Linked DNA regions of Mus musculus: all the other regions are linked to region 1. A link is a loop called in an ENCODE intact Hi-C map of the cell type or tissue named here. Cell type or tissue: left cerebral cortex. All regions are shown on one strand.

Region 1 (8,000 bases):
TTTTAGTTCCACTGGTGAAATTGTTGATTAATATATGAATACATGACAATATTTGGCTAGCTAGCTTTACTAAAGAAACAGTGGGTGGCTTTAAAGTAGTAGAGTTGTTATAGAAACATTATAGTGGCCTGTGTCACAGTGTCCAGAAAATTTAGTTTGAAACCAAACTACGGGAAGAATTCTAGGAGAAATGCTACTTCTTTCAAGGGAAGAGGGTTTACCTGATGGCAGAGGGCTGTGGAATAGCACCCATCAGATTAGTGCCATATAAACATTCTCACACCTATACCTCAGCTAGGAGTCAGCTGCTATGATGTTTTTGTTTTAATCTTTTAGGTCTCTGTGTGGGTGCCTGTGCGCTCTCGTGAATCTGAAAGTGAATTTGGAGCAGAGAAGGCAGCTACCAGCTACTTGATACAGGTCCTGTGAACTGAACTACGGTCTTCTTTAAGAACAATGAATGGAAATGAGGACATGACCACTCCCAGGTATGGCAGAGGGGAGCAGTCAGAGGCATCTGGAAGGGTCCAGACTGAACATGGCCAGCAGAGCAGACTGGACCATGAGAGGAAAGAGTGAGAGAAGAGAAGGGGAGGGGGCAAGCAGACTAAGAGAGGAGCCATGGATCAAGAGGATAAGAGAGCATGTGGGAACCAAGAGAGCCCCAAATGACTGACTTCTATAGCAAAGAGAAGCTGGGGAAGGAAAGCCCGACCCCTGGGCTGGAGAGTTTGAGGTGAGGGTGGGGTTAGAAGTGCTGGGAGAAGCCACAGGTACTTAGTGAGACTTGTCCCAGTTTTCTTTGAGACCCAACAAAGCACTATGCATTTGTAACTGCTGACTTATCTCCTTAGACCTCACCTGCTCTTTTAAAAAGAGAAAAGTTACTGATTTTAGCTGGGTGTAGTAGAGCTTGCCTGTAATAACAGGACTTGGGAAGTTGAATCAGGAAGAGTAGGATTTCAATACTACTTTGTTCTACATAGTGAGTTCCAGGCCAGCTAAGGCTAGATAGTAAGACCCATTCTAAAAAAAAAAAAAAAAAGTAATAGAGAGCTAGAGAGCCTAGCTTTATGGAAGAAGAATTTATTGAGTACCCATTGTATACCAAACTGCTTTTAGGCAGGGATGCAGACAGGCTCCTTGCTCTCTGAGCTTGCCGTATCTATTGAATAGCAAGCACCTCACTGCTGGGGTCTGGAAACTGTAGAGATACTTAGAGAAGAATATATATTACAGGATAGAAACCTTGAAATCCAGGTTTGGGGAAAGGCAAACTAACTGGTTTTGAGATAATTGATGGAGCTGTCGGTGCATGTCTTTAATCCCAGCTCTCTGGAGGCAGAGGCAAGTGGACCTCTGAGTTCCAGGACAGCCAGAACTACACAGAGAAAACCTGTCTGGAAGGGGGAAAAAAAGCTTTGATGGAAAGCTACTGGGCCCTGCAAAGTGGGAGATGGGAGAGAGAAACGACTTTAGTTGTGACCAGTTTACCTTCATTCTTTCTTCTTATGCAAACTTGGATCTTGAACTACAAAAAATATGGCTGTTATTTTCAGTAAACTAAGGGACAATTTAGCAAGCATCAATTTAATGAACTTGCCAGGTCTTAACGAAATCAATAAATATTTGCTTTGAAAGTCTGTGAGATAGCTTGCCACCTCTATTCTGCTAACCTAGCCAATGTCTAAACTGGTCTGGGGAACAGGAATGTTTATTCATGGGGCAGGGAAAAATCTGTCCTGCAACTTTTAGGACTGCCTCAGGTGGCCCAGTAATTTGTTTTCTGATTGAAGATTTTGATGTATAAAGTGTATTCTATGCAAAGGAAGTTTAAGTTACAATGTTTTAGTCTTAAGACTTTCTCAACCTTCTTAATGCTGGGGCCCTTTAACACAGTTCCTCATGTTATGGTGACCCCCAATCGTAAAACTATTTTTTGTTGCTGCTTCATAACTGTAATTTTACCACTGTTATAAATTGCAAAGTAAATATCTGATATATAAGTTATCTGATATGTGACCCCTGAGAAAGAGTCATTTGACAGCCACCCCACCTTCCTCAAGGTGTCTGGACTCATTGGTCTAAGACTAAACTGTTTTCACATTACACCAAGCTTATTCGAGGCCCCCATGGACTCCTTCAAGATAGTTTCATGTTACAACGTTGATTCACTCTTGGATGTACAGTGACCACAGTTTCAAGCTGAGAGACACTAATGTTGCTGTTGTTGCATTTGAGGAACTGAAGAGATTTGCTATGTACTTTTGAGAAGACTGGTCTATCCTGGTCACTCTGTATCGGGCTGAGGAAAAATAACCATCGATACTTTTTCTTATTAATTTTTAAAGTTATAAAACTTTAAAATAAAAGTAGAATTAAGCAGAAAGAGAAAACAAACCACAATTTCACAACCAACACCTTGGTTAGTTTATTTTATCTGTCCTCTCAGCATCTCTCTCTACATCATAATTTTAAAGGAAAGGGATTTTGTGATTTGTTCTGTCCCACACTGGTACCTAGGATAACTTTCACTTTGTACCCTGCCATTCCAACATTCCAGAGCTCATGTAAATACAAGGGATACATAAGTGACTTAATTCCAGGACATGATAGATGGAGACATAAGTGAATGAATGTATGAATAAAGCAAGCCACCCAGCCGGTCGGCCGTGGTGGCAAAGGTCTTTAATCCCTGTACTCGGGGAGGCGGAGTATCTTGAGTTTGGGTCCAGCCTGGTCTACATAGTGTGACGCTGTCTCGGGAAAAAAAAATCAGTGCAATAGTCACACCCATTTTGCTACCCATCTTCCTGGAAGAGTCGTTTCTTAAATCCAAGTGACTGGCATCCATCCCGCCACCCTCATGGCTGGATCCACACCTGGTAACCTCCAGGACCCGGCCCGTGGTCCCGGCGCTGAGAAGACTCAGAGGCCTCATGCTAGCCTGGTCCCCCTGCCGCCTCATCCCTCTCCAGATTCTGGGTCAGCCGGGGGTGTCCCTTGTTCCTCTGACACGTGGCCCCCACCACAGCTCCACGCGTGCCCCCATCCCACGGCCGGGGTGCAGACACCCAGGAGCCGGGTGGCGAGCTCCGCCGCGCCGTCCCCCAGTGATGACGCGCTTCCTGCCCTCCCGGCGCTCGCGGGCCGTGCGCTCGCGCTCGCCCTCGGCTCCGGTTCCGCGCCCGGAGCCAGCAGCGGCGGCAGCGGCGGCGGCGGCGGCGCAGCGGGAGCGGAGCTGGCTGCACTCGTGGGCTGGCGCTCCGCAATGAGACAGTAGCTGCATCCCCGCGGTAAGGCGCGGCGCGTGGCGCTGCCCAGCTCTCCAGCCTGCATGCGCGCTGCAGGGATTTCCAGTGCCTTTTCCCTCCCCTCTCCAGAAGGGATATGTGGGTGGTTTTCTTCTCGGGTTTGCATCTCGTAAGTGATGTCAATGTAGAAAAACCCTGTCAAGCTTCTAGATTTCATTGCTTAGGAGGGTATTTTTTTTTTTTTTGCAAGAAAAGAAAAATAAATTGCAACGAATGCACCTGTCTATTGCACATGTAGGTTTCGCCGCACTCAAGCCGGTTGCCGGGTTTGCAAACAGTCTTGCAGCGGGAGCCAGAGAGCTGATCCCTAGCCTTAAGCAGCTGGTCCCCTCCCGGGCTCGGTCCTCGGGTTTCCAGTAACAGGGTCGGTAAAGCGGCCCGGTTTGCACCGAGGGGCCCCTTGGACTCCGGCCGTGACCCCGGCGCCGACTGAGTTGGCGGAGAGCAGAGCGGCTTCATTCCAGCACTGGCTGCCCCGACTTAAAGCGCCACTTTGCAAACAAGTCTCCCGCTCTGGCTCGTGGAGAAAGACACCCCGGGATGCTTCCTAGTCCCCGACTCTGAGACCTGCAGATTGCAGGACTCCCCCTTTCCCTGGCCGTCTCGCTAACAACCAGCTGCTGGCCGCGGACCGTTCAGGGAAAGCGCGGGGCGGAGAGCGAGGGCAGGGTTTGGACCCAGTGCGGCGGCCTCTCGTCTCCTTCCCCGACCCTCAGGAGCTGAGATTTCGCGCCGGCGGGGATCGGGAGGGATCTGGAGACTGGCTTTTCGGGGCCCAAGGAACGACGTTCGAGGGCGCCATATTTTCAGTGGGTTTTTACAGAGGCTAAGGGGGGCGCCCACTTTCCGAAGCCCCCGGGGGAAGCCGGAGCGATTGTCGTTGGGAAAGTTTGCGCGCCCGGGCGAGCTAAGAGGCGGCTGTCCCCACAAGGGCGCGCGGACTGCAGCGCGTCGCCCAGGTCTGGCTAGGCTGGGTCCCGGGTGGGGGGGCGGCGAAGAGCGGTGCAGGGGACCGATGCATGTGGCTCGCGGGTGTCACAGAGCAGGGGAGTCCGTAGCGCTTGGGGCTGCTTGGCGCAGAGCACACGCCCCTCTTTTCCCCAAGCTACTGCCACCAGCGCTCTGCCGGAGCTGCGCGCACAGCCTCTCCCTGGCCTGCGCACGTTGTTGAGCGTTCCCTTCAGTAACACCCCCCCCCAACCCTGCTCCCCAGCACCGGGGCTTGCGGGGTGCTCCACCTGGCGCGGGAGCTCACTCAAGGCTGGAGAGAAAGCAAGTAGGTTCGTAGATTGGCCAAGGGCCTGGCTTATGTGGATCAGCCTGAAGCCTCCTGTCGTCTCCTAGCTTGTGCAGGCGACAGGCTTTTTGCAGGGCTCTCTCTGGCGCGGGGATAGTGGAGGAAAGGGGTGCGTTTCCCGAAGTCGGGGCTTCAGGTGACACGTGGGAGAACTTGTTTTCTTGCTGTTGGTGATGGGGCAGAGATGGAAGGAGAGGAGGCTGAGTTAATGAAAACTAAGTCCGGGTTATTTCCAGAGAACGGGAAGAGGAGTGAGCTGAAGTGTTTGGTGTTGTAGGGGGACACAAAGATAAGAGTAGTAGGATGGTGTTCCAAGGAAGCGCACCCCAGAACACGTAATTACGAGCACCTTGGTACTCATAGTGACAGTTTAGATTCTGAAGCTCCTGGGAGAGGGAATTACATTCTCTATGTTTTAGCTCCCGGATGTTTTTAGAAGTGGACCCGTGGGGGAATCTTTACTTCTGTACATACAAAGTGACCTCTGCTTTTTTTGTGAAGGGGGCAGGGCAGAATGTGTTTGCTGACCTGTGATTGGCTGAGTGCAGGAATGTGTTAGCTTTTCTCCTTGGTGTCTTAATCAAACAGCTTCACAGTAGAGAGGTCCTGTCAGCACTTGGGGTCTTCATCATTGGAAGAGATTTCGGGAAGGACCAAAGACACCTAATGGGGGAGGTGTCTGGGGAGAGGAGAGACTTTTGTGAAGGAGATGTAGCCCCTGACGTCAGCAGTTGCCCATATGCTTCATTAAGTGCCACAGTGTGAAAGTTACCCTTTCAATGGTTGTACCTTCCTTGTTCCTCTCTGTGGGGATCTTGTGCAGAAAGTGAGAAGGAAGGGTGGCTATGGCCATTGGCTGTGAGAAGGCCAGTACACGTGTGCATGCAGGAATGCTTTTCTTCCTTTTAATTTGAACCCTAGAAGAGTGGAAAAGTCCCAGATAACAGTTGACCAAAATTAGAATAGCCAATGTTGGTGAGAATTAGCTGATGAACCCTCCCTCCCCACTCCCTCTTTAAATCACATTGACTTTTCTGGGCTTAGCTCAGAGGTGGCACACTGAATCCCAGAAACGGAGAGTTCTTAGCCACTGTCTACCCCGTACCTTTGTACACCTTTTCATTTATGTAGGAAGTTCTAAGGGATCCTGCGGGTCTCTCTCAGTTTTGGCTTTGTGTTTCAGACTTTGTATCTCCAAGGGAGAAGTAAAAAATTCCAAACTCCATCCCCACGAGTAGTTTATTCAGTACATTGTAGGCTACATGCACGTTTAAAATCCACCTTGCCCAGGTTTGTTTGCCAACATTGTTCCCTAGAGGGCATTTTAAATTTATTTATTTTTATGTGCATGTGCCTGCCACCTGTGTGCAGAGGCCAGAAGAGGGGGTTGGATCCCATGGTAACTGGAGTTGTAGGTGGTTGTGAACCACAACGTGGATGCTGGCAACCAAATCCATATCCTCTGCAAAAGCTGTAAGTGCCTTTACCCAAGGAGCTGGTCTGGATGTGTGCTGCATATATATTTTGCACAGCTTTTAGATGTGATGCAATGAAAGTTAACTTAAAGGAGCTTTTAAAAAGTTTTTAAAAATCATATTATGGATTTCTGAGTTCGAGGCCAGCCTGGTCTACAAAGTGAGTTTCAGGACAGCCAGGGCTATACAGAGAAACCCTGTCTCGAAAAAACAAAAAAACAAAAAAAAAAAATCATATTCATCTGTCTGTCTGCCTGCCTGCCTGCCTGCCTGCCTGCCTGCCTGTCTGTCTATCTATCTATCTATTTGTGTGTATGTACGAGCGCAGGTGGGTCGGGAAAAGCCATAGGCACCTTATTTAGAGGTCAGAGGAGTCAGGTTTTCCACTATGTGGCTCCCTGGGATTGAATTCAGGTCATTAGGCTTTGTGGCCAGTGCCCTTTACCAACCATCTGTGTCATCTCGTCAACTCCAGAGATGCTTTATTTCAGGCCTTCTAATATTTAATCTCAATGGTACTACCTTAATACTTAGTGAATTCTGTGTGCCTCTTTCACCAGATATTATTAACCAGGTTTTACTCTCTCTTGCCTGGTTCTTACTGTCGTAGCTTCATAGCTTGATCAAAGTGCCTGATTTTTTTTCCCCCTTAGTAAAATTTTGTAACTTCAAAAGGGCTAGAAAAGTGCCTTTGTGAGTTGGAAAGTTGCCTATCAGTTTACCAGGCCATGTGACAGGTGGTGTGTGCTTGCTGCATTCCCAGGCTCTTAGGATGGTGTCTGGGACTTGTGATCTGTGACATTCTTGCTCCAGAATTTTTGAGTCCGACTATTTTCTTGGGGATTTGGGTTGGTGTTTGACTAGCAGGAAGTACTAAAACCGGTTAAATCATTCAAAAACAATTTTTATTAGGTACAAAAAAATGTTTAAAGGCAAGAAGAAAAACATAACAAGGAGGCTGGCATTCTAGAATTATAGTTTAACAAACCCAACTGGTGCCTTTTTAATTACAGTATTTACCCCATCTAGAACTTTGTAATCCTATTGCTTTTATATTTAATAACAAGACTAGCTAAAACATAAGCCAAACACAACTATTACAAATAATGGGGATAAGTGGTGGGTTTAACCAGATGTTCTCCCTGAAGTTGAACTCTCCCAAACGCCTCTGCTGCTCCCCTTCCCAATAAACAGGCAGCACTCACAAGGTAAGGCAGTCGAGGGTAAAGCAGAAGTGAAAGGCACTGGGAGCCTCTGACTTCCTGGCACTTGCCATCTCCTGAAGATGGACAAGCTGAATACAAGAGTCACATGGTCCTTAGAACCTTTCTTCACGGGTTGCCCTGAGCTATGAATTAAGACCAGGCTCTTTTGCAGCCCATTTCACAGTGCATTTTCAAAGTCAGCGTCAGCGTCAGCCCTCTACATTTTGTTTCGCTCTTAACCAACAGTTCCAACTGACACTGTTCCAAAGCCTCGAGCAGCTTGCAAGCGTTCGCGTTGTCTTTTGACTCTTCCACGGTAGACTTTAACTAATGGAATCTTCTGTGTCTTCCATTCATTTGTCCTGCAGAAGCTCTTGGGGGCTTATCTTGCTGCTCTGATAAGTAACCCTGCCCTCACCCCACACGTTTCATCCCTAGAGGGCAGTGCTCTTGTTTTTGTGTTTATCTAGTAGATAAGGTGTGTGAGTGTGGAGGGGGGGTGGGGTAGTGGGGGGAGGGGAAGTGTGATTGACCCGGTTTTGGAACCCAGACCTACCAAAGGATGCACAAAGGGAGTACTGGCAACTCCCACAACAGAAGCAGAAGGTGGGCAGGAGAGGTGTGGCTCAAAGGTTAAGAGCACTGGCTGCTCTTGCTGAGGCTCTGCTCCTAGCACCCATGTGGCAGCTCATAACTATCTGTAATTCTG
Region 2 (8,000 bases), 590 kb after region 1:
TTTTCGCTGATGGACCTAGTCTGAGTAAGTCCACAGAGCCTGGCCTTTAAATGGACTCATCCTTTTACTTCAGACGCTAAATTTGAGGGCTACTGTGACACTTTGAGGCTCTTTTTCTCACTAGACAAGCCTTAAGACCTGCCCAGGGAAGGTGATACTTGCTTGGGTCTGCAGTCTGAAGCACTAGATCCAGAAAGTACGCAGGGAGTTATATATAGCTCAGTGCTTTATATGGCATAGCGAGCTGGCTGCCCCCTGCCCGCCCCGCCCCCACCTGTCAGCCCTCTGACAACCACCACAGACGTGCTTCCAGGGGGGTGATAGACACAGTTCCAGTTCTGCTAAGCACCCTCTCCACCCTAGAGCTAGCCACTTCTGTCTAGAAAGTCAAGCTGACGGTCAGTTTCCCAATGCACTGACTTTTCGCACCACTACATTCCACTGGAGAAGCCAATTAAGCCTAGAGGCTCAATTAGAAAAGAATTCCTTGAGAAACTGATAACAATTCCAAGAATGTGTGAGCAGCACAGAAAGCTACACCCAGAGGCTAGACCCCCAAGTTCAACCGCAGTTTGTAATTTTTGGTCGGTTTATCTATTTCTGTTTATCTATTTATTTATTTTGGAGAATGTGTAATGCAGATTACCCAAGGATTTTGAAGTCTGAACAAGCCTTTGTATCATGAAAGGCTAGAGATTTATCTAGTGTTCTTGGTAGTGGTCCACCAGACAACCAACACTGGGATCAGACAAAAAGAAACATTTTAGTTTTCTGGAAAGGGGGTCTTGGGGGAAACACTGGTTTAGCTAAAACTCATGCTAAAACCTACCTGGTAAAAAAACAACAAAAAGCCTTCACAACTCTGAGCCTGTTTTGTATAATGTGGGTCAGATGTCTCCTTTGTATGTGCTCCATGGAGGATGCCCAGTCACCCCCAAAATCTCCTGCAGGACGTTTATTTAGGTTTTTCAAAAGAGCCGCTGATAGATCAAGGAGAGATATTCCATATAAGGAAAGGAATTCAGAGAATTTGCAAATAGCCCCAGTACCAATGGAAGCAGGAGGGGGAAAAAACACTACTATAATTCTTAAGGGGGAGAGATAATAATTGCTGTAACTATGTAGTGGTAATCATGTCTTTAATAAGAAATGGGGGGGGGGAGCACTGGAATGGGGTGGGGCAGAAGTAGAAAAGAGGCTATTTAAAGTCGTCTGTGGGGGTGGAGCCAGGAGGGGAGGGAGGTTCTTAGAGCCAGTTTTGGTTCTTTCTATGATCTGGAAAGCTGTCTCTAAATATGGTGTGAGCGTGTATCTCTCTCTCTTTTGGTTAGTGTATTGATCATCTTCCTCTTTAAAATACTGTAAGTTCTGCTGGAGACTCGGGATGTTGAAGGAAGTTTATGAAGTTTTGTTTTGTTTTTGTTATATTTAGAGAGATCCTGACTCACTTGAAATAGCTAAGACTTGAGGGAGAGACAGGTGTCACCAGAGGAAAGAGGCGGGCTGGAGAGAAGGCAGCCAGCCTCCTTGCCGTGGGGACAGTCTACTATCTAGTGTTAAAAATATAATTTTTGATTATTACTAAAAACATTGTCTCAATTTGCCAACCTACTTTTAGAAACTATAGTCCAGAAGTGTCTCCCCCACCCCCACCCTTAGTTTAAAAGGCTGCCTGTCACTTGGGGGCTAATACTCCCAGAAATCTGTTTTGTATTTTTACTGTTGTTTCCCCCCACCCCCCACCTAAATGAGGCTGAGTTCTGTTAAGACTCGATTATCTTGGCTCTTTCCCCCAAATAACTGTGATGTAGCTGATTGTTTACAGGATGTGAGTCTTCTTCCCTCTAGGTTTTTTCCTTATGTAGTGACTCAGGCTTATCTAAACTCAGGTTTTCCCTTGAGTGAGTCACACCAGGATCTCTTCAGATGCGACCTAGCTACAGTGTTTCTTAAACAACCAAGGGATTCTAACCGGTAGCTAAACAACCCATAGCTCTTCTTTAAGGACATCGGCATGAAAATAATCTCTCCAGAAACTGACATCCTAGGAGGAGTTGAAAAGGAAGACATTAAATTATTAGGGTGACTGCTTACTGCACCGGCAAGTGGCCAGTCTGTTCCCTAGACTGCTCTTGGAGGATTGCAGATGCCCTGTCTGGGCATCCTCAAGGTTGGAGGCAGATGATCTGTGAGCTCTTGGAAGGATCTGTACCCACCAATGCTTGCAGACAGACTGCTTAGAAACCAAGCAAGAGGCTCCACCTACCGGATGTGAGGGACCTAGCTGGAGTTCGCAGGCTTTGCTTCCTCAGCACAGACCAGAGTCGACTAGGAATTCCAGAGGTGTTCCAGCTTTGGAAGACAGGCTAGGCAGGGTTTTTGTTTGTTTGTTTTGGTTTGGTTTTGGTTTTTTTTTTTTTTCTTTTCTTTTTCTACCTTCGTTTTCATTCTCCACTCCCACACATTTAAACAAGGCTAGGATTGATTCTTTGACAAAGGTGCAGGATAAAAATCCCGGAGACTTGACAAGCTTTTAAAAACATTTGCAAGTAGGGATGGCAGAGATGGGTTCTTAACAGAGTGTGTCCATGTGGCTTTCCATCTGGTAACCAGAGGCTCTGTCACAGGTTCCTGTGGTCGTACAGACCGGTTCCTCAGATTCCAGATATCAGGCTGAATTGCCTGAGGTTGCACAGTTCGTTATGGGGTCCAGACAAACTCTTATGGTAGTGCATGTGTGCTTAATTATATAGTTTGAGTCCTTAAATATGTAAGGCATTGTTAAATGTTTTATATCATCTGATAATTGTCAACAGCCCTGTGAAGAGCCCTGTACTATTATACTCGTTTTTTTAAGAGATAAAGCCCTGAGAAGTCATTTGTCCAAAGGCACACAGCCAGCAGAGACTTAAGAGCCAGATTCAAACCTTAAAAAAGCTGTATTTAGAACAGGAGATCTAACCACTACGCTTTGCCAGCTAGTAATTTACACTTGGTGAAATAGTTTGGATTCTGGAGTTCTTTTAGTCAGAATCTTGTGTTCTGTTGTTCTTTACACGGATCTTTAGGATATTCATATTTCAGGCTCCAAGTTACCTGTTCAGACTCTGGTAAATCGGGATTACAGAGTGCTCCGAGCATCCAGGAGTTGTCAATGCCTTTAGCATTAGGAATGATGCTGTTCTTTACAGCGTTTAGGGTACGTTCAAAGTCTAGGTTTCTACCCTTACTCAGCTTCAGGAGAATCGGGATTTCGGAGCGCTCCAAATGGCCAGCAGGAGTCGCAATAGGCTTTAGCATCCAGATCTTCTACTTGGCCCAGGCTCAGCGGAGTGGATGCAAACGCCCTCCTGCGGTGGCCTCGCTCTAGGCAAAGCAGCCTAGAGCCAGCCATCCCCGCGCGCACGCGCAGTGGTTCCATGGGCAGCTAGTTCCCGGGGTCCACCGGGCCCCGCCCGCCTGCCCGCCGCGCCTGTCCCCTGCGCTCGCGCACCCGCCCGCGGCTCTCTCTGTGCGGCCCAGGAGCCGTGACTTCCGGCCTGCTTCTTAGCCGCAGGGGGCGCCGGCGTTACAAAGCCGGCCTGGGCGGGACGAACCGGACCTGGGCTCGGTAGCGGCAGCAGCAGTAGCAGCTGCAGAGCGCGGAGGCAGAGCACAGCCTCAGCCACCGCCTCGCCATGGCGGGTAGCAGCTCGCTGGAGGCGGTGCGGAGAAAGATCCGGAGCCTGCAGGAGCAGGCGGATGCCGCGGAGGAGCGTGCGGGCAGCCTGCAGCGCGAGCTGGACCAGGAGCGGAAGCTGCGGGAAACCGTAAGGGACCCACCCATCACCCCGAGGCCCCCACGCCGCACCTGGCGCACCTAGGCCAGCTGGCACCCGACTACTCAGCCCTGCCGGGATAGCTCCTTGATATAGAGTAAAACCTCCGGGGGGGAGCAAGAGAGCCGATGAGGAGGTTTTGGGGCGACCATGAAATGGGTCCCCGGGATGCGCACTTTGCGCTGCTGCCATTTATTAACTCACACTGGGGTTGGAAGGAGGAGCCCTCCTTTTAAAGACCAGTCCCTGGGGAGAAGCACTGGGACTTCGGGGCCTTGGGATACTGGACTTTTGTCTCTGTTGATCCTGTGTTTCCTAGAAGCTGTTTCTCTATGGAGGTTAAAGACCTTGACAGGACCAGGTTCTGAGGGAAGAGCTAACTCTCATAGCCCTTATAGTCTTAGGTTTTTTTAGCCCTCCCATCTCCCAAGTAGATATCCCTCGCTCTACAATAGATATCCCTTTCTAACGAGTTTTGACAAAAGTTGGCCAGATGTCGACTGCTACTGAGTATACCTTTTGCTGGCTAACACCCCCCCCCCCCCCCCGTTGAACATAGCACCTAGCTCCTTTCTTCAAAAGGCAAATGTATCGAGCAAACAGAAACAGAGTTTCAAAGGAATATTAGATATTTGTTAGTCTTGAGTGTATGTGTTAAAATCAAGGTATTCAAACACCTTGGAAACTTTATGACAAAAAATAATAATATGGTGTCCAGCTGTGCTTAATATGCACAGGACTACGCTGAATTGAGTCATTCCTTCTGGCTAAGTGTTTGGAATGGTTGTATGGTGTCTTACAGAAACTCCCTAACATGTTTTGTATAAAATATAGAGAACCAAGAAAGTCTTCCTAAGAGGAAGACCCAACTAGAGGAAGTTTAAGATAAAAAATGCAGATAAAGATATTTTTAAAACCAATGGGCAAAAAATAACTTTTAATATTCGCTTGAGAGGACTAGTCAGCAAAAGACCCACTATAAAGGCCTCAAGGTGGCTGGTGATAGATTAATTCTGATCCGTGCCTGGCTAACTGCTATGAACCAGTGAACTAAGAACAGGATGCAGAGACTGGGGCCCAGTTTCCCAGGGTTTGAATCCTGGCCCACCTCCTCACTGTCTGGGGACAACTGTTGGAGCTTTGGTTCCGGTCCCTATGAATAAAATGTGATTAGTATGTAAAGAGATCACAGTGGGGCTTAGCACATGGAGATAGTGCTACTTAAACCACCCTGTTTTTATCAATGTCCAGTACCGCCTTGCTTAGCATTCTTTACTGTAATTGCTTGGCAAGAGCTCCTGAAAATAGCCCTACTCACTTCATTACCCGTAAAATTCCCCCCATTTAGTGCTTTAAATCAACAATTATTTTCTCAACTTGAGGAGGGGAAGTGGGCAGGCTGGAAGGACTGGGTTGAGGAGGCACTGGACTCGGAGCCTAGTGACTGGTGGTAAAAGGTACACGTGCTATTTTGTACTTCGTTTTTATAACAGTGTTTCCAGGCTACTTCGCTAAGGTTGGAGCTTTCATTCCTTTCAAAACCTTGTGCCTTCATTTAGAGCAATTTAAATCCTTTTTAAATCCCCGTTTTCCGGGAATCATCTAGCAGGGTGATCGATTGGTCAGGACCCCCATAGCATCTTAGAGCCGAGGTTTAGCACTGGTGAGCCACTTGCAAACTGCTAGTTGTTGCTCCTGACTTTTCAAACGGAAAGCTACAGATGGGCAGAGGCAATTTAGGTTGTTATTAGATGGATCTGAGGCTGTGAGTTAAGCTAGCAGTAACAGTTTCTCTAGGAAGCAAAGATTAAGGTTTAGTGACAAAGCCATGAGCCACTGCAAAAAAAAAAAAAAAAAAAAAAAAAAATTCACTGTAGAGTTGGCCCAGGTTCAAGTACTGAGACTGAGGCAGACTTAATGGGCCCTACTAAACTGGGCCGTACCTTAGAAAGAGCAAGTATCATTTCCTTCCTCCTCCTGGTTTTCCAAGGTGTGGGGGCCCTTCAAAATCTTGGAATGAAATTGCTCTCCTTGATGTAATGCTTGACCCTGAGCCTTGTGACTTAAGGGTTTGCTGGGGTGGTGGGGTGTGTGTTTAATGTAGAGAAAAAGCCAATTCTCTTTCCAACTTTCTGGGCAGAACCTAGCCAATGAGGAGACCTGGAAGTGCTTAATGGATGCCTTTATTAAGCATGGGAAATAACCAATTTTCACCCCGTCCCCCCAGTCCTTTCCTAAGTCCTCAGCGTTGGCAGTTTCTTCTGGAAGCAGGAAACTGAGCATGCTCGGTGTTTTCCTTGGTACTTGCTGAGTGCCTGTGACTGTCAGGATCCTCTGGGTTCCCCCTTTCTCATGCAGTCACAGCAAAGGCACCTCAGTACCTTGCTCTGACTCCTCTTGCTACACAAACATGTCTCACAAATTACAGGCTTTGGCCCAGATAGAAGAGGCTGTGTTTATCTGCTATCCATGGGAGTGCCCTAATGCCTTGGGTGCTTTTTTTTTTTCCCCCTTTCTTGACCATATAAGGGCAGGAGTTTAGCTTGGCCCTAAGTCACTTTGGTCTTACACAGCAAGCAGGGTGAAACCCTCTCTGTGTGGCTACAGTTTACATTGAAATAAAAGGATCTGACCTTTGATCGTTCCGTGCCCTCCTCTGATTCAGTCGGGACTTTGGAAATATATTCCAGAGCACTGGTTTTCAGAGTAAAGGATTTCCTTCTTTCTGCATTGGTTATAACATGTGAATTTCATGTAAATCTTAGGCTCTGTTCAGTTCTGGTTTGGAATAACATTTTGCTGCGTTTGAGTGGGGACAGCCTGACTTCTACATTGTACCTTGTTGGGTAGGAAAATAGTCCGTGCCTGTTTTTTCTGAAGGTAGCCACTTCCTTGTTTGGGAGGCAGGGGGAAGGGTAGGAATGGTGAGCTTATAGGACTTCCTAGGTGGGAGCTGGGACTAAGAGGGTCAGGGAGTATGTACAATACTAAGGATCTCACATGTATGAGCACTGGGTGGCTGTTTTAGCAGGGCTCATAGTCTCGACAACACAACAGTCTCTTTCTGAGTACCATGCTGGGGTCCAATAGCACTTTTGAAATAAAAGAAACTAGCAACTCCACTGGAAAGGATTTGCTGGCAGTGTTGATGTAAGGGGCCACTTTAAGAAGAAAGCTAACTCTGTGTACTAAGGGTGATTTAAGTACCTAGGAATAGTTTGCATCTGGGGTCTTGACCCTCCCCCAAATGCCTTGTTATTTCTGTCTACATCTAAATAACGAATGGGCATAGGACAGTGGACGTGTACTGACAGACAGTAACAGGTACTTAAGACGTCTTGGGTGCTGTGATAGAAAGACAGACCGTAAGGGAATATCTAGAAGAGCCTCCACCCTGGGTGGAGGGACCCAACCCGTAAACAAAAGCTGGTAAAGGTGACGGGCGTAGGTCTGTGGACACAGAACAATAATGAGGGTAGCCCGTGCGTGTAATCTCTGCAGCTAAACTGCTGAGGCAGAAACAACCCGTCTAGACAACAGAGTCTCAAAAGGAGGGCTGGAGAATAAGAAAGAGATGGGACTTTCATTATGAAATCAAACTTGTCTTTTGTCCTGAAAAATCTTCAAAATTTCTATAAGGCCAGCGTAAGAGAGGCCATGGAGCCAGAATACAGGGTTTCCCAGGCGCTGACCTCATCCTTGAAGGTTAGAGATCGGTGTCCTTTCATCAGCTGATGGGTAAACACTAGGACACTCTGCCTTTTAAATCAAGATTGAGACGATTTGCTGATGTTCTTGCACTGCTCTGCTGATGGTAGCCAGATTACTTGGGGGGTTGGGGGGGCGGTGGCAGAGAACCTTCCACTCCAGTGTCTAAGAGAGCAAGACTCCAGGGGTGAGAATCACCGACCTGGAGCTTCCACAGTCTCATATTTAAGAAGCCAAAAGGCTTGGGGTTCAGTCCTGCCTTGCCTTGCATTGATGGTGTGCTTCCCAGCATGCCTTCGCACTAAGTCAGAGGTCCTTCCCTCTGTCTTCGTAGAGAGTTTGCTAGGCAGCTCCTGCAGTTACTGTCAGCTTCATTGGGTGGTGATGGCAGAAGAGAGGAGCTTGCCATTTATATTGTGGTTCCTGCCCCTTTGCACAGACCACCCAAATCGTAGTAATCTCTAGGCACAGGAC
Region 3 (8,000 bases), 320 kb after region 1:
CAGATAGCATTTGTTTCTTTTGGACCTGCCATCTTTTAGTTGAGTGACTCAGAAGCACAGCCCTGGGCAGTCACTGTTCCTTCCACAGTCCCCCTCGCCGCCCCTTACACGAGGTAAAACTTCCCATGGCATTGCCTTTTGTCCTCCTAGCTACCTCCAAGCACAAAGCCCTTCCAGGAGGCCCAGAGTGAGCTGAACCAGGCTGCTGCTGATCTGAACCAATCTGCTGGGGAAGTCGTCCATGCCACAAGGGGCCAGAGTGGAGAGCTGGCAGCCGCTTCTGGAAAATTCAGTGATGACTTTGACGAGTTCCTGGATGCCGGCATTGAGATGGCTGGCCAGGCACAGGTGGGTGGGAAGGTGGTTTGTGCTGCTCACTTGAGTCTCCCTGTTCTGGTAGACCACCCAGCTGGGGGCATCTGGGTGGATGGGGAACAGGATCCTGTAAAACAACCTGCAGCGCCTTCCTTGACTGCCTTGGAAATTCTGTGACCTCACAGGCTTGGTATGCCCGGTGATGATGGTGACTTTTTCCCACGATCCACCACCAAAGCCTATATCCTTTACCGGAGTTGGGGGATGGGGGGTTGGGAGCGAGGAGAATTTTTATCAGAACTGAGGTCAGTTAATGCATGAACACGTACACACACATGCATGTGTATTTGTGGTTTAGTGAACTCAACTTGAATGAATTACATCTGGGACCTCCGAATGATTAAAAATGACCTCATTCAGATGGAGAGATGAGCTACTTGTTTATAGCTAGGGAACATGACTGGTCTGGCATCAGATTGCAGGACTGGTTTTTTGGTAGTTTGGTGAGGTTTTTTTGTTTGTTTGTTTTTTGGTTTTTTTTTTGTTGTTGTTACATTTTCTACAAAAGGTAATTTATCAGTTAGCAAGCTGGGTGAGAATTCTGTCCTTCCCCAGTCTGAAACTTCTGGGACGCTGTCAGCTTTGAATATCTACACAGAGCTTGTCCTTTGTGCCAGGCTGGGACGTACAAGATGCTTGACAACTCCAGCATTGTTAAGCAAGATGCTCGAATCACTGTCCGGTCTGTGTACTGGTGCGGCTCAGTTGTTCTCCTCCCAGCCCTGCAACGCTCCCGTAGAACAAGAAAGCAGGACTCCTGGCTGACCCTCTTGGACATGCACTTCTTTCTCTGCCTCATGCATCTCTGAGCATCTGTTTGAGGACGAGTGGACACTAGTCACACGTCTGCAGACTGACTGCCCCGATACAGTCTCTGCCTCCACCTGGGGACTTGCTCCTAGCTCCCTGGCTGCTTCTTGGAAAACTGTGGTCAGTCCCATCTGACTGTTTCCTTTTGACTCTGCAGACAAAAGAAGACCAGATGCAAGTGATAGGGAACCTGAAGAATATCTCGATGGCGTCCAGCAAGCTCCTGCTGGCCGCCAAGTCTCTCTCTGTAGATCCTGGAGCTCCCAACGCAAAAAATCTCCTGGCTGCAGCTGCAAGGTAAGAGCAGGACAAGGTGTGCCTTGTGGATGTGTGAGCCATTCTGGATTCTGTTGTTTTGAATGGTGTGCCCAACATCCTACCAGTTTCTCACTGAGCAAAGACTTGCTGCCTGTCTTGTTCTCAGGCGTAGAGTAAACTGATGGGAATTCTGACATTTTGTAAAATTAACTCATTCCTGTATCTTTGGCCCAGTAAGAATGTCTTCCATCTTTCTAGATGAACTCTTCAGTTCTTTCTTAGGCTGCACTGACCTGTAAACATGATGGCTTAAGCCATCATGATAATTTTTCCTTTTCCATTTTTATGCTTATGTATAATATGGTGTGTGTGTGTGTGTGTGTGTGTGTGTGTGTGTGTGTGTGTACATGCATGTATGTGCATTCAGGTATGTATTCACATTTATGAAGATCTGAAGTTGATGTTGGGAATAGTCCGTGAACCCACTCTGTTGATCTTCCATCTTATTTATTGAGGCAGGGTCTCTTAGTCAAATCCAGAGTTGGCCAATAAGACTAGCCAGCTTGCTCTGAGCAGCCCCCCTCCCCCCCCCCCCGCCCTGCCCTGCCCCGCCCCCATCTCCTTCTGCCAAGGCTGTAATTACAGTTGGGCCACCACATTCACTTGGTACTTTACTTAGGTTCTAAGAATCTGAATACTGGTCCTCGTGCTTGCTCAGCAGGCTTTCGAACTACTGTGCCATTTTTCCAGTCTCTACATGGATTGTTTAAAGCAGATTTATGTTGTTCAGATTGTGCAAGAAGTACATGCTCACTAAAATAGACATTGGGAAATATTTACAAGCAGTGCTCAAGCCGTTTTTGTAGACACTGGGCATGCACTACATGCTGGCATCCATCTTGGACTAGATTTTACATATCTATCCATCACTTGCCGAGGGCACTCTAGGGCCAGTGAGGTGACAGTGGGTGCACACTGGTTTTGAACCGACTTAAAACACGAAGCCAAGTTTGGAGTGATTTCTGCACACTTCCCTCCAGTTGCACTCACTTCAGGAATCTAATATGACTTCTACTCCGTAGCCACCACTGTGACACATGAGCTCAGTAGGTAGGATTGACTGTTGGCTTGCAGGTCACTGGGCTGCAGTGATGGCCCAGGGCCATCTGCACAAGCAGTGTCTCATTCATTTTCCCACACTTCGAGCAAAAGCTGCGTTGTGATTTTGTGGTGTTGTATACATTCTCAGTGTTGTTTTATGTCACTTATGTATAACACTGCTAGGGCAGTGGGACATTAATTGAGAGGTGACTGGAGGAACAGAATAGGACAGACTTCAAAATGTGCACACTGGTGATAAGCTTCAGTTCTGCCTGCATTTTTATTCATTTTGATTTGTTATTTATCTGTTTATTTTGAGACGGGGTCTCTCTGTGTAGCTGTGGATGGCCAGGAACTCCTTTCGTAGACTAGCCTGGCCTAGAACTCCCAGAGGTCTACTGGCCTGTGCCTCCCCACTGTTACAATCAAAGGCATGCACTTGGCTTGCTTTTGATTTTTAATTTTTTTTTTGTTGTTTGCTTGTTTGTTTGTTGTTCCTGCCTTTAAGCTGTCAGAATTCAAAAATCTGAATTCTAATTGAAGGCACTTGAATAGTTTACCTGCTTGGTCAGGTGTTCAGCTGGCTCAACCTGCCCAAGCTTTGCTGCCTATGAAATGGGACCTGAGTGTCAGCTACCTTCAACTGTTCTTAGCCTTCATGGTACTAGTATTGACACTCTGTCTCTCTTCCTTTCTTGACTTTAGTAAAATTTTTAAATCTGTCTGTCTTTTTCGTGGAGGCTTAGACAGTTCTCTTGCATGTCCTTGGTTTGATCATTTTGCTTCTGTATTGCTGTGACAGTGTATCATCCAACAAGAATTTCCCCAAGGGAACAAGAATTTCCTTTGGTTTGCAGCTTGAGGGTGCAGCCTGTCATTGCAGCATAGTCATGGTGGCAGGACTGTGAGGCAGTTGGTCACATTGCCTCTGCTATCAGAGAGCCAATCGATGAATGCTGGTGCCCAGAAGTGCAGCCTATGGAATGGTGTTGCCCACAGCTAGGGTTGGCTTCTCTCCTCTGTTAACCCAATCCAGAAACTTCCTCCCAGGCATGAGTAGTGCTCGATCTCCCAGGTGAATCTAAGATCCTGTCAAGGTGACAGTCAGTATGAACCTTTGGAGCAGTGGGCTCATTTGGTGGCAAACAGTAGCCAGAGCTCTAAGTGACTACAAAATGTATCCTCCCATCAGCCTGCTCCAGCCTGTATTTCCTGTGATTTCTCTGGTAAACAAATGCCCTCCCTTGACAATGGGGATGGGGACAGGGTGAGAGTCTGTTCTATTTAGTCCCCATTTCTTGAAAGGATGCTTTTTTTCTTTTTTTTTCCCTGCCAAGAGGCTTTGGGGAAGACAACTGACGTTTCCAGGTGTCTGAACTTCCAATGTTTTTTATTACCTTCATTTTTTGCATCATTTCCAAATTGTAGTTTCCAGCTTTAATGAGCTGTTCACTCTCTTAAACTGTGGGAAGAAGGGGAGAATATAAATTGGTTTTTTAAAAGCCAGCTACAGAAGGCCACACAGACTAGAAAAGAATTATGGCTCCAGCTATCCGCAGGCCCCCTGGTGGTGACACTGAGAACAGGAGCCCAGATGAAAACTCCCAGCCTGTGTGACCCAGCTTTTTCAGCCTGACAGTGGGGGGGGGGGGGGGGGGGGGGGGGGTTAACGCCACGCCCAGTAGGCACTCAGAACATCTCACATGGAAGTGCTGGTGTGGAATGTGCTAGTGCTGTCAACCTTACTGTACCCCTTGTTGTTGGGGGCTCTGCGACCCTTCGTGCTCTGGGCACAAATGAGGTTATCTCTTCCTCACCTCTGGAATCCACTTCAGCATCTTGGGGTTGATGATAAGCTTTGGTTGATGGCACCTGTGGGAAGAAGTTGGGTACTGCCTGTGCCCATCTCAGTCATCTCCTGTGTGGCTAGCCAGGCTCTGGCCTTGTCTTCAAAGTGGGTGGAGCGGGAGGGCCTTTGTGAACCATTCATCTGACTCCGCCCCACCCAGGTTGGTTTGTTAGTCTGAAGCACCTTGAACTTGGGGCTGGAATGGAAATTCTGGACTGCAGCTGCAGGAAGGGCTTGTTCCCTCTGAGCACTGTCCCTTCTGATTGGTGTCACTGTGCATCACCCTGACCATGAAGGAAAACATGGTACTTTCTAATGACTCCCTAATAAAGCCCTTTTTAACAAGCCATAAGCATCCATCCTACAACTGCTATTTTGGGATTCTCTCTTGAGTTTGAGAGTGTTTCTCTTCTTCTCATCCTTCCTAGCTGAGCTTAAATGGAAAGCCATATTTGATCACATACTTCAGCTAATTGCCTTTGTATGTTGGCAACGTTGTTTTCCATCTAATTTGATATTCTGTGGCAAGCTGAGAAACCTGTTGAATACAATAAGACTCCTTTTTCTCAGATGGTGTCACTAACCACATGGGTCTTATTTTGGCCTTGCTTGCTCTTAGCTGTTCTTCAGCTGTGGCAGGTAGGAAGTGAGAATAGACTTTTGAGCCATGCCAGACGTCTGGACCTATCATAGCACTGCAGAAGAGGGCTTTGGGTCAGCTTTAGAGTCAAATAGGCAGGCATGGATTTAAGTCTTCTTCCTATACCTTATTTATAGCTTTCTCATTAGGGAGTCATCACCTCTTTCTGAATTTCCATTTATGAAACTTGGGTGATTTATTGCTTTTACTGACACATACTATTTTTATATATTTATTGATACAGTATAATAATTCAGTATATATGTATAATGTACAATTATGATATCTGTGATTAGCATTTCTAATGGCTCAGCATTTATCATTTCTATGCAATTCCAAGACTTACTTTTTAATTTTTTAAAACTTTGTGGTGTGTGTGTATGTGTATGTGTGTGTGTGTGTGTGTGCGTATGCTTGTGTATTTACATCTGAGTGTGGGTGCCAGTAGAGTTACATGTAGTTGTGAGCTACCTGACATGGATACTAGAAACCAAGCTCCCGTCTTTTGAATGAGTAGCATCCTCTCTAAATCACTGAGCCATCTCCCCAGCCCCCTAAGACTTGCTATAGAACTGTAGCACTGTGGACAGTGTGATATTAGAGACAGAATAGACCACTGGTCAGGGGAACAGAAGAGAATACAGAAGCAGATTCCACAGACGTAGCCAGCAGTGTAATTACAAAGCAATTCAGTGGGGAAAAGATGGCGTCTCAACAGACTCTGTTAAAACAGACTTCTGTTTATCCCTAAACTCAAAGCAAAACTTCAGTTTCTCTTTCCCACCTGGTAGAAACTAACTCAGAATGGAATTTGAGTTTCTAAATTATTCCATAATCCAGGACATGGCAAGCCAGAGACTACTCAGGAGAGTGGAATCTTTGCAGGAAAAAAAAAATGGGTTTACTTTATAGGTTCTGAAAATAGAAATACACATAAAACAATACCATGGGCTCTGATGTAATCCTCTTGGTATTAGTAAAAAAATAAAATATAGGTATTTCAAAGAATAGAACTTGGGAAAGCTAATCAGGCCTAATAGCTTTTTCATCCTTTACTGGTAAGTAGATATTTTAAGTCCCAGGCACATTTTACTATCTGAAGTATTTGAAAATAATCAAAATATATCAAGGCTGACTGGATAATCTTATTCCTTGAAGACTGCTAGAGTAGGGTCCTGAAATTAGTGTCAGTGTAGACCACTGCTGTTTGCAGCTTCATTGTCTCTCATGAATATATCAGAAGACAGTCTGAATTTCTTAAGGGAACTGTTAAGAGTCTTTGAGAAATCAGACAGTAGCATGGTAGGGAATCTACCTTTCCTCGCTCTGGCTGTGTTTTATTCAGGTTGTAGAGAGAGAGCTTGTTGGGGGGCCTTGGGATCAGAGCGTAAACAGTCATTTGATCTCTGCTAGAGGTGTTTAACAGTTGTTGACAGAAATGGCTAAGATCAAAATCTCAGGTGACAGCAGATGCTGGCGTGGATGTGGAGAAAAAGGAACACTCCTCCATTGTTGGTGGGATTGCAAGCTGGTACAACCACTCTGGAAATCAGTCTGGTGGACCCTCAGAAAATTGGACATAGTACTACCAAAGGATCCTGCAATACCTCTCCTGGGCATATACCCAGAAGATGGTCCAACTTGTAATAAGGAAATATGCTCCATAGCAGCCTTATTTATAATAGCCAGAAGCTGGAAAGAACCCAGATGTCCCTCAACAGAGGAATGGATAGAGAAAATGTGGTACATTTACACAATAGAGTACTACACAGCTATTAAAAAGAATGAATTTATGAAATTCTTAGACAAATGGATGGATCTGGAGGATATCATCCTAAGTGAGGTAACCCAATCACAAAAGAACACACATGATATGCATTCACTAATAGGGTATATTAGCCCAGAAGTTCAGAATACCCAAGATACAATTTGCAAAACACATGAAACTCAAGAAGGAAGAAAGACAAAAGTGTGGATACTTGGATCCTTCTTAGAAGGGGGAACAAAATACCCATGGAAGGAGTTACAAAGTTCAGAGCAGAGACTGAAGGAATGACCATCATGAGACTGCCCCACCTAGGGATGCATCCCATAAACAACCACCAAACCCAGACACTATTGTGGATGCCAACAAGAGATAGCTGGCAGGAGACTGATATAGCTGTCTCCTGAGAGGCTCTGCCAGTGCCTGACAAATACAGAAGTGGATGCTCACAGCCATTTATTAGACAAAGCACAGGGTCCACAATGAATGAGCTAAAGAAAGGTCCCAAGGAGCTGAAGGGGTTTGCAGCCCCATAAGAGGAACAACAATATGAACTAACAAGTACCCCCAGAGTTATCTGGGACTAAACCACCAATCAAAGAAAACACATGGTGGGACTCATGGCTCCAGCTGCATATGTATCAGAGGATGGCCTAGTCGGTCATCAATGGGAGGATAGACCCTTGGTCCTGTGAAGGCTCTGTGCCCCAGTATAGGGGACTGCCAGGGCCAGGAAGCGGGAGTGGGTGGGTTGGGGAGCTGGGGGGGAGAGGGGGAGGGGACTTTCAGAGGGGAAACTAGGAAAGGGATAACATTTGAAATGTAAACAAAGAAAAAGTCTATTAAAAACTGAATTTGCATGTAGTACATAAATAAAAAGCTTAATTTCAGATTTAAAAAAAACGAAGAAGAAATGGCTGACTTTCATACCTGAGTAACACCCAAGCCCACGCCCCTCTCTGTTCCTCCTAGAGCTGTGACAGAGAGCATCAATCAGCTCATCATGCTGTGTACTCAGCAGGCCCCTGGGCAGAAGGAGTGTGACAACGCCCTGCGTGAGCTCGAGGTGAGTGTCCTGGAAGGCTATGGGGATGGGAACTCTGCTCGGGCCGCCACATGGGCCACCTCTTCCCTGAATGGTGGGTGACATGTCTCTCTTCTATCTATGCTTGCCTCTCTCCTAGGTTGAAGGAGCTAGAGAA

What was found. Hi-C counts contacts between places; a loop is a spot of excess contacts. Peaks named below come from ENCODE experiments on the same cell type or tissue, not always from the same donor. Only the 100,000 strongest peaks of a DNase experiment are listed, where the experiment ranks them.
Region 2: a loop joins it to region 1, with 3.0 times the contacts of the local background. A loop is called at or near these places in 4 of 42 quality-filtered maps.
Region 3: it touches region 1 in a loop (5-fold over the local background); 13 of 42 quality-filtered maps call a loop at or near these places.

What each region holds. Positions count from the first base shown.
Region 1 is chr9:67,629,187-67,637,186 of GRCm38, reverse strand. It overlaps a transcript of Tln2 not described here. Among named protein-coding and RNA genes, the nearest start is that of Gm30936, 61 kb to the left of the region's middle. In left cerebral cortex, no CTCF peak of the experiment used is centred here; DNase peaks (open chromatin) are centred at 3,779, 4,012, 4,467, 4,630 and 2 more places; H3K4me3 peaks cover 2,709 bases; H3K27ac peaks cover 2,013 bases.
Region 2 is chr9:67,039,387-67,047,386 of GRCm38, reverse strand. The region is part of intron 2 of Tpm1 (tropomyosin 1, alpha); the gene reads left to right. Among named protein-coding and RNA genes, the nearest start is that of Tpm1, 5.8 kb to the left of the region's middle. RefSeq lists an enhancer at 3,866-6,721. In left cerebral cortex, CTCF peaks have their summits at 2,267 and 3,319 (motif pointing right); DNase peaks (open chromatin) are centred at 2,877, 3,387, 4,957, 6,103 and 2 more places; H3K4me3 peaks cover 4,342 bases; H3K27ac peaks cover 4,156 bases.
Region 3 is chr9:67,311,665-67,319,664 of GRCm38, reverse strand. It overlaps Tln2 (talin 2), which reads left to right. Exons shown (of 58, transcript NM_001081242.2): 30 at 151-348; 31 at 1,343-1,482; 32 at 7,771-7,864. Among named protein-coding and RNA genes, the nearest start is that of Mir190a, 79 kb to the right of the region's middle. In left cerebral cortex, a CTCF peak has its summit at 4,105 (motif pointing left); a DNase peak (open chromatin) is centred at 4,095.